Linked DNA regions of Homo sapiens: all the other regions are linked to region 1. Evidence: chromatin contacts called from ENCODE Hi-C or POLR2A ChIA-PET data. All regions are on one chromosome and are shown on one strand. The core of a region is the stretch at or near the end of the contact, and the rest is flanking DNA. Distances in the headings are between cores, read along the strand shown. Region 1 overlaps RAD51B (RAD51 paralog B). Region 2 overlaps RAD51B (RAD51 paralog B). Region 3 has its middle 180 kb from the start of RAD51B-AS1.

Evidence for each region. Hi-C counts contacts between places; a loop is a spot of excess contacts on that map. ChIA-PET counts read pairs that join two places held with the same protein, here RNA polymerase II (POLR2A). Pooled maps may share reads with other maps.
Region 2: a pooled map shows a loop between it and region 1 (2.5-fold over the local background). The contact joins two enhancer-like sites. A Hi-C loop is called at or near these places in 1 of 37 single-sample maps with no recorded cell type and 1 of 50 pooled maps. POLR2A ChIA-PET finds 5 or more read pairs at or near these places in 1 of 52 experiments (OCI-LY7).
Region 3: a loop to region 1 is called in a pooled map, with 2.9 times the contacts of the local background. The contact joins two enhancer-like sites. A Hi-C loop is called at or near these places in 1 of 37 single-sample maps with no recorded cell type and 3 of 50 pooled maps. POLR2A ChIA-PET finds 5 or more read pairs at or near these places in 1 of 52 experiments (activated CD4-positive, alpha-beta T cell).

The regions. Positions count from the first base shown.
Region 1 is chr14:68,180,315-68,183,014 of GRCh38, reverse strand. All of the region lies in intron 7 of RAD51B (RAD51 paralog B), which reads right to left. Among named protein-coding and RNA genes, the nearest start is that of RAD51B, 360 kb to the right of the region's middle. Within about 2 kb of position 1,259, at least 4 of the 41 ENCODE cell types and tissues checked have a DNase peak (open chromatin) inside an H3K27ac peak, as active enhancers do.
Region 2 is chr14:68,470,323-68,473,022 of GRCh38, reverse strand. The region is part of intron 10 of RAD51B (RAD51 paralog B); the gene reads right to left. Among named protein-coding and RNA genes, the nearest start is that of RAD51B-AS1, 210 kb to the left of the region's middle. RefSeq lists enhancers at 1,264-1,797, 1,798-2,331. Within about 2 kb of position 1,407, at least 7 of the 41 ENCODE cell types and tissues checked have a DNase peak (open chromatin) inside an H3K27ac peak, as active enhancers do.
Region 3 is chr14:68,505,611-68,508,310 of GRCh38, reverse strand. It overlaps a transcript of RAD51B not described here. Among named protein-coding and RNA genes, the nearest start is that of RAD51B-AS1, 180 kb to the left of the region's middle. RefSeq lists enhancers at 1,222-1,785, 1,786-2,349, 2,322-2,381, 2,350-2,700. Within about 2 kb of position 1,415, at least 20 of the 41 ENCODE cell types and tissues checked have a DNase peak (open chromatin) inside an H3K27ac peak, as active enhancers do.

The DNA.
Region 1 (2,700 bases), core at 10-2,509:
AAGTTAACCAAACTAAAATCAAAATCATAAACCAACATCATAAGTTGGAACAAGTGTCAACCAAGGAAAGAAAAGGAATACAGGTCCAGTAATCAACCTGAAGTTATACATCTAAAAAGTGGTGTGGCCAGATTAAGCCCCTAATCTAGGTGGCTCAAAGCTTATGTTCTTTTCCATGTCTTACCTCTCTAGGTGTAGTCACAGAGAGTCTATGCGCCTTAAATCGCTAAGAAACTAGGCATGTTTGCAAATGCCTTAACATTTTCCCCGGAAGGTGAAACCTAAAAAAGTGGTTAGCAAACGTATCTCAGAATTTGTTTCTGCAGTACATGTCTCTTTCAGTTTCTACAATGTGGTGAGGAAATTAAACATCTCTCTGGCTCTCCTTTACCACATGAACACCCATGTGTATGTGGATGCATGCACACACACACACACGTGTATGCATGTGCAAACACATACAATTTAACCATCTTCACTTCAGATGGTCTGACCTTCAAGTCAGGTTACCCATAATCAGAAACTGGAATATATAAAAAGGACATATGAAAAAGAATTTAAATTGAATTGAATATTAAAAGTTACAGAACTCACATATTCTCTGTTCAAGCAAATCCTGCTGCCCTTAACTGTGCAAACACATTTGTCTATAATATGTAAAATCATTACATTTGGAGATAAAGTTAAAACCAACATGTTGATCCAAACTAGTGGGAAACAAACTGAAATGCTTACAGCAGTCAAAATTGGAAAAAGTAAATCACAGAGTTACTCAGTACACTGCATAGCTGTTAATTTAGCTTTGGAAAACTCTCTCTTAAAGGAGAACTTCTAAATTGAAGCACAAGATGGCTTGAATAGAGGCAGTGGTTTGTAAGGGAGGAGGAGATTCCACAGAGTACTGAGACCACACATTAGACACCAAGGCTTCTCAAGCACCTCTTCACCTAACCCACTGTATTCTCATGGCAAAACACCTCATGATGCTCTAGGGCATGGAAACCATAATCTATATAATGCATACATCATTATATTCTTTAGGTGGCAATGGATCTAAATGAAAAATATACATAAATGTACTGTCTTAAAGCCAGTTGAAATTATTAGGCATATAAGATTGGAAAACAGGATGCCTGACTTTTACTCAGAGTTTTTCCAGTGACTCACCGTGTAATTCTGAGGACATAACCCTTTGATCCTTAGCCTACAACCCAGAGAATTTTAAATTGTGCTCCTCCAAACCCCCACCTTTGGAGGCACCCTCTCCAGCTTCTTTTGCCCTCAGATGAAAGGATCTGTAGACATGGAAAATGGTTGTTTGGTGATTTCCCGTAACTTCCTTTCTAGTATTTCAGTCATTCTCCTTTTACATCTGAGGGACACTGCAGAGAAATCACTGCTTTGCATAATCAAAGCCACAGGCTTAAAATTTCACTACTGGAGGGGGCAGGCTGAGAAGGAACAAGTCCGGCTTTAACACCACAAATATCTCCAATTACCAAATGTGGGCAGAAAAATGACAAAAAATCAAGGACAGATAGAAAGGTCCTTGGTATTCTTCAAAGCTTCCCTTTGGGATGAAAGTTCCTTGAGGCTTCCAAGGCAGAAAGCCTGGGCAGTCTGCACACCTGGGGTGCATTAGTGAGCCCTGGACTCGAGGTGAAACAGGCTGAATTTCATCTAGATGCTTCCCACAATCCGCTCTCATAAAACTCAGAGTAATTTACCAGCTTAGGAACATGGCAAGGTATTCATGGAGCACTAAATCTGGGGATTACCTTCCAGAGTCACTGGATAAATCCCACTGCTCATCTTTGTAAATACACCTTCATCTTGATTACCTTTATCTCAAGGGGAGTTTCATTTTGTTTGCTGTGGCACACGGTCAAGACTAAAACCCACCTTCAAATCAAATCATTCTCACACCTCTCCTGAGAAGTCTTTCAAAGAGCATCCAAACATTGATGTAACTAATGGGTGAGTTTTAGCATTAGGCTATGTGCCCTTCTAAATACAAAACACCAATGCCTCTGCTGTTGCTTCCCTTCCCTCACCTGCTATGTGGAGGTGATGATAACTTGTCTTGCCAGTTCCCCCAATCTGTATGAAAAGGAAGTCTCACTGTAGTTACCTGGCAGGCTCTAACCTTGCCACAGCAGCCAGTATGGTTGTTCCTGCCCAGAAAAGCCCTTGGTCTCACATTTCCCTAACTCTGTCCTGTACATCTTGAAGTATAACTCAGCACAGAGCTCACCCAGTCACCCTAATCAGTGCATTCTATACATCTGCTCGCCGTCTTTCTCCATTCCCAGCTACTTAGAGAAGCAGATCATAAGGCAGTAGTTTTGCATTCTGGCTCTGCAATTTGCTACCTGTGAGACCTTGGCAAAGTTACTTAGCCTCTTTTTGCCTGGGTTTCCATATTTGTAAAGTGGCGATAATGACGACAGCTGCTCATAAAGTTGTAAGTATTAAATATATAACCTTATCGTGCCTGAAATGTAGTAAAGCACTCAACAGCATGACGATAATCATGATGATACTTTTTCATTATCAAAGTCAACTACTTTTCTTAAAAAGAGTACTCCTCTACCCCGGCCCTCTCTAACATTTACAATCCCCTCATCTAACAGTGGGCAGAGTGGCCTCCTACTCCCAAACCACAACTAGCTAGAACAAACTGAGCCATTAGTAAGCAGG
Region 2 (2,700 bases), core at 158-2,657, 290 kb before region 1:
ATCCAGCTGGCTCAGTGACTAAAAAAATGGGGTGGGAAAACTTAACGCAAGTTTGTGACAAGGGAACAAACAGAAGAGATTAATGCCTGTCCTGATACATTTCAAAAGGTGATCAAACTGTTCTTGATTGCAAAAGCAAAGCAAGAAAGATGAGGCACATAGCTTTCCAGCTCTAAAAAAGATCGCTGTTGCTTTGTTTTCTGTTTTCTTCTGCCACCCTATGCCAAGTGGTTGGAGATATGGGAAACTAATTTCATCTCCAGCACCTTCTCCGGACCTGTCTCAGGGTGCCCTGGTCTCCCCAGCTCCCGCTCATTCAAACCTACACTAATAGACGACAGCCCCAGGATCCAAATTAAACCTGTCATACCTGACTTTGATTTTGCAAAAATGATATAAAAAACACACTTCTGTCTTACTGAGGAACTAAGCCACTATCTTCTGTCCTGTTCCAAACAACCTGGCTTTTCTTTTACAAATCCTCCCCAGATCCCTGAGGAAAGGAGTAACGGGGAGGCTGTGCTAGATCAACCCTTCATTCCCCTGGACCTCCCCTTCCTTAGGTTCTGTTTCACCAAGTCCGCAGGTGTTTGTGCCTATGAGCCCCTGAAAACTAGGAGGGCTCCCGGAGAGCTGGGACCTGGGTTTTCCTCTAGGCCTCCTGCAGCGCCAGCAACACAGCCCAGCTGCTTTCAATGACAGAATCTTTATTCTTGGCCTTGAGTCCCAGCTGTGTTCTGGGTGGCACAACATTCGGGGCTTGCTAAGGGAACAAAGGACATGACCAGAGGAGAGGTGGGTCAACCTGGAGCTCACTGTAAACTCCCTTTCCTTTCTGCTGCCAGATGCTTCTGTGGGCACACACCATTAAAGCTGATTCCCAGAACCAACTCCTGCTCTTACCTCTCCACTAGGCCCCAGCACACTTGAGCATCACTCTAAGAGGCTAGCCAAACTGCTGAGCTTTTTCACTTAGTGGGCACTGAGACTTGCATGGTGAACTCTGGGGACCAAAGGAAAAATGGATTCATGAGATCCCCTCCTACCCCAACATTTCCCACTTCATTGCACAGAGAGGCTCAACTCTCTCTCTGCCTGGGATCTCAGAGTCCAAACCCTCAGGAAACTGGTGGCTGTGAGCTCCCTCTCCTTTGGGGCCTAAGTATTTCCAGCATCCAGAGGCCAGGATCCCAGACAAACGCTGGACAGACAAAGGAGATGCAAACAGGATGGTATTACCATGTTAATGGCCTGAGTTGAGGCCTCCTGAAGATGCTGGGAGGAGGGGGGTTCTTTCATTTACTTTTTTTCTTCCTTTTTTTTTTTTTTGCAAAAGGAGAATAGTTCCGCTTTCTATTTTACTACAACAATAGCATGGACCGGCTCCTTCAAGAGTTTCAAAAAGCAGCCTGAGAAATCTCTAACCAGCCCCTCAGTCTCTCCAGCCTGCCGCTTTATTGTCCTTCCCATCCCAGTGAACAAAGGGGAGGGAAGGGTAGAAGTCCCCCAGTTGCTGACTGTTCTCAGCATCCTAATCCTTGAGAACCGGTGAGGGAAATGGCCTGTGGAGCTGGTAAATCGAATTCTGCCCTCACCTTTTATTCCCTCCCTCTGCTTGAGCACTCAGGAGTTCTTCAGGTATTATAAAATCTCCGGGCTAGCAGGCCAGTAGGCATCTTGGGGCTTGCCAAGGGATAAAAGGCACTGAGGGATCATTCCCTACCCCCACGGGTAGCTGGTGTGGTTGGCTTGTTTCCACCATCCAGGTGGCTCTATTGAAGACCGAATGTCGGCCACAGTGGCTGGCGGCCTCCCTTCTAGTTGGCAGCACAGGAGCTGCCCTGTCTGTCTCTAAGTCCCTGGACATGGGCTGCACATCCCACCCAGAGCTCCAGGTGCCAACCTCCACACCAACTCGGGGCTCACCTGCCAGTGCAGCTCCTCATGTAAGAAAAGCTACTTGGCCTTGACTGATGGTACCTTTCCAAGTTTTCCACCCAGGGACCAAGGGTTTCTTTGCTTTAAACCTGGGGAATCATGCAGGTGTCTTTTAGTTTGGTCATGTGGTAAGAAGGGGGAAAAATTAGCTTTGATGTTGCAGTATGTGGAGATCTCAAGGGTACAACTGGGCTGAGCTAAGGGAATGATGAGTACATCCTCTCCTAGGAGGATCGGACAAAGCTGATGTGACAAGGCTGTTAGAGATCCCGCAGGATGGTTACAACAATCCACGTAAGAAAAACGTTTTATGCTGCAGCCCCCACACAAACTCATAATGTATGTGGACATTCACAAACACACAATCACACAAGAAATATTTTATGAAATGAAACAATATGTGTGATATAATCTGATATTTTTTCTTCACTCTTTCTTCTGTCTTCTCTCTCTCTCTGTTTTCAAATGCTGGTTGTGATTCATCAATTTCACTTCATGACCCACCAATGGGTTGCGACAGTTTTCAAAGTCTTGAATCAAGGTTAATGTTTTCATTTTCCAGCTGACAAAAGCAAGGCCCAGAGATTTTCTCAAGATCATACCAAAGCTGAAGGTAAAATCCAAAGGTTCTTTCTAGTAAATGAGGGGCCTGCATTTTCTGGGGACCTGCATTTTTTGTTTTCCCAAAGTCTTTGGGAGCACACAGCAAGAAGGCAGAGTGTGCCAAGAGGTTTGTTTTCAAGGGCATTGCTGGTAAAAGCA
Region 3 (2,700 bases), core at 166-2,665, 330 kb before region 1:
ATGGGTCCCAGTCTTTAGAGTCCTGCTATTGTTCAGAGGTCTCCAAGTGACTAGATGTTGTGAATTGCCAGAGGGTGGCAGAGGACTCCAACCAAGCAGGGACCAAGTATAAAGCAAACTTCCATCACCATCAACAACTGGAGCCCTGCACTGGACCAGAACAGAGCCTGGGAAATGACCCCATCAGCATCTTTGGGTCCCCTCATCATGGAGACTCCCCTCAGAAATAGTCTTCAGCAGGGTTAAACCCTTGGCCAGATGGAGAAATAGCACGACACCTCTGGCTTCTGCTTCCCAGGGAGCGTGTAGTGGATCCCCTGGCACCCTCTGCTTCCGACGGTACAAAGGTTGTGGGTGTAAACCTCAAAGCTCTGTTTTGTCTAGACTTGGTTTCCGGGTGGGTTCAGGCTCTCTGCTCCATGGAACCCAACAGCCAGGAGATTTGTGCCACTGCTTCCTTGAGTCTAGACTGGCGGAGGAGCAGGGGCTCATGACTATAACATGAACGTGAACCGTGGATCAAAGTGGGTGTTCAAGACAGCTGATTGGACAAGGTCCTGAGCTATGCTGAGGAGTGATGCTGGCACTTTGGTAATGCAGTGGAATGGAATATTCCATGGTTAATTAGCAGTCACTGAGTGTCTATTGTGAGCTGGTCACCATCTGGATGAACAAACTGGCAAGTAGACTCTGAGGAGGTCACGTGCCCAGGAGTTTGTTTAGAGAGTGCAGTTTCTTCTCATATTGAGGTGTGCAGAATGTTCGCTTACAGGTGTGTGATCATGGGGTTGGGTCAAACTCCTCAACTTTCCTATGGAATGCCAGTCCTAGGACCCTCTGCAATCTGAAGCCCTCACACAAAGAACAGAGTATTTATGTCAAACTCTACCCTTCTGTGCTACCAAACAAAGCTGAGCCAGAATAAAGCAAAGTGAAAAAGCTCATAAACACTTCCTGGGGCTGGGCTCACAAAGTAAAGCTCAAAGAAGAACAAGCCAGATGCGTTTCAAACCCATAAACACACACGAGGACACCCGAGCTGCCACTGGCCCGAGCAGATTGGGTGCTAAAACAGCACTGGAGCAATGAAGGAGGGGGTCATTCTAAAATTAGAGCTCTACTTTCTCTCCCCTCTGAACATATATGAGTGGAATTATGGATTAATATTGAAAATTGATTTCATGTGTACTTCAAGAGCACCTGTGCGGTGATGCCCACACTCCCTCCCCACCCCCTCCACATACACACTCTCCCTCAACTCACCCCGGAGACCTAGAGCTTTTGCTACCAAGCACATCTTGTGTCCTGTATAAACAAGGGCTGGTAACTAGTACAGGAAATGAACTTCACAAGCATTGAATGTGTACCCACCTGTGGTATGGGGAGTTGCCAGATTTTTTTCTAACTGAGAATGTTCACAGAATCTCGAAACTTTCTTTCAGCTTCCCCCTCTGCACACTTGAGTGTGGGCGCCTACCATGTGTGCACACATACCCAAGCACAAAATTTCCCTCAATTTCCCCCAAGACATATCAACAATGAGATGTGCCCATACATACACGGGCACACAGCCAGCCATTCCCAAACCTTCTCCTTTGTCCCCCCCACCCGCCTTTCAATGTATAAATGAGAGCGCCTAGGTGTGCTGGTGCTGCCCCTCCCTGCCTCGGACACATGCAGAACTTTGCGCCCACTCAGCACGATCCAGCACACAGGAGCTGGGGAGCCAAGGATGTTTATATTCCCACGTGTGCACCGGCGTGCACGCACACATGCACGCGCACGCACAGCCACATTCCAGCTGGCCCCAGTACAGCTGTGACAGGCCTGGGTCTGTTTGCCATTGTTTTCCTTCGCCTCTAACAGGCGTTCATGCAACAGAGAGGAGGTCGTGAGAGGTTTCCACCACGTTTTGTAGCATTTACCCCGAGCCTGAGTGTTGGGGAGGTGGCTTTTGAGAATGAGCTATGGGTGGCAGGGTGGAAAGCAGAGACAAAGGCATTCCTTCCCATTTCCTGCCTGAGCTTCACTCGCTAATGTGCACTGCTCTGGATTGTTCAGAGATTTCTTTATGTGTCATCCTGTCTGAAACCTGGCTGGGAGGACGGAGGCTCAGCTAAAGAATTTCTGGAAGTTCTGTCTCAAGGTCCTGCTTTGTCACCTCTTATTACTACAACTGTTCTAGGCCCAGGCTGCCTGGGGGCACACTGTGTCCTGAAAGCCTGAGTGGCAGGCCCCAGCCACATAAGCAAAGACACATTTGGGTAGAAACTGAAGGAGATAAAAATGGACCCCAAGTGGCCACTATCCCTCTAGGGATTTTGGCCCACAAGAAAAGCTGGTATATAAAGAATTCCCCACCTGACCCTCAGCAGCAGTGAATGTTCTAATGATTCCCTCAGCAGTACATATGCAAAGTGGATACTGTCTTTGCACTGACAATAAGATTGGCTAATCTGGCTGGGCGCGGTCGCTCACGCCTGTAATCCCAACACTTTGGGAGGCCGAGGCGGGCGGATTTCCTGAGGTTGGGAGTTCGAGACCAGTCTGGCCAACATGGTGAAACCCCATCTCTATTAAAAATACAAAAAAGTTGGCCAGGCATGGTGGTGCATGCCTGTAATCCCAGCTACTCGGGAGGCTGAGGCAGGGGAATTGCTTGAACCAGAGAGGTAGAGGTTGCAGTGAGCCGAGATCATG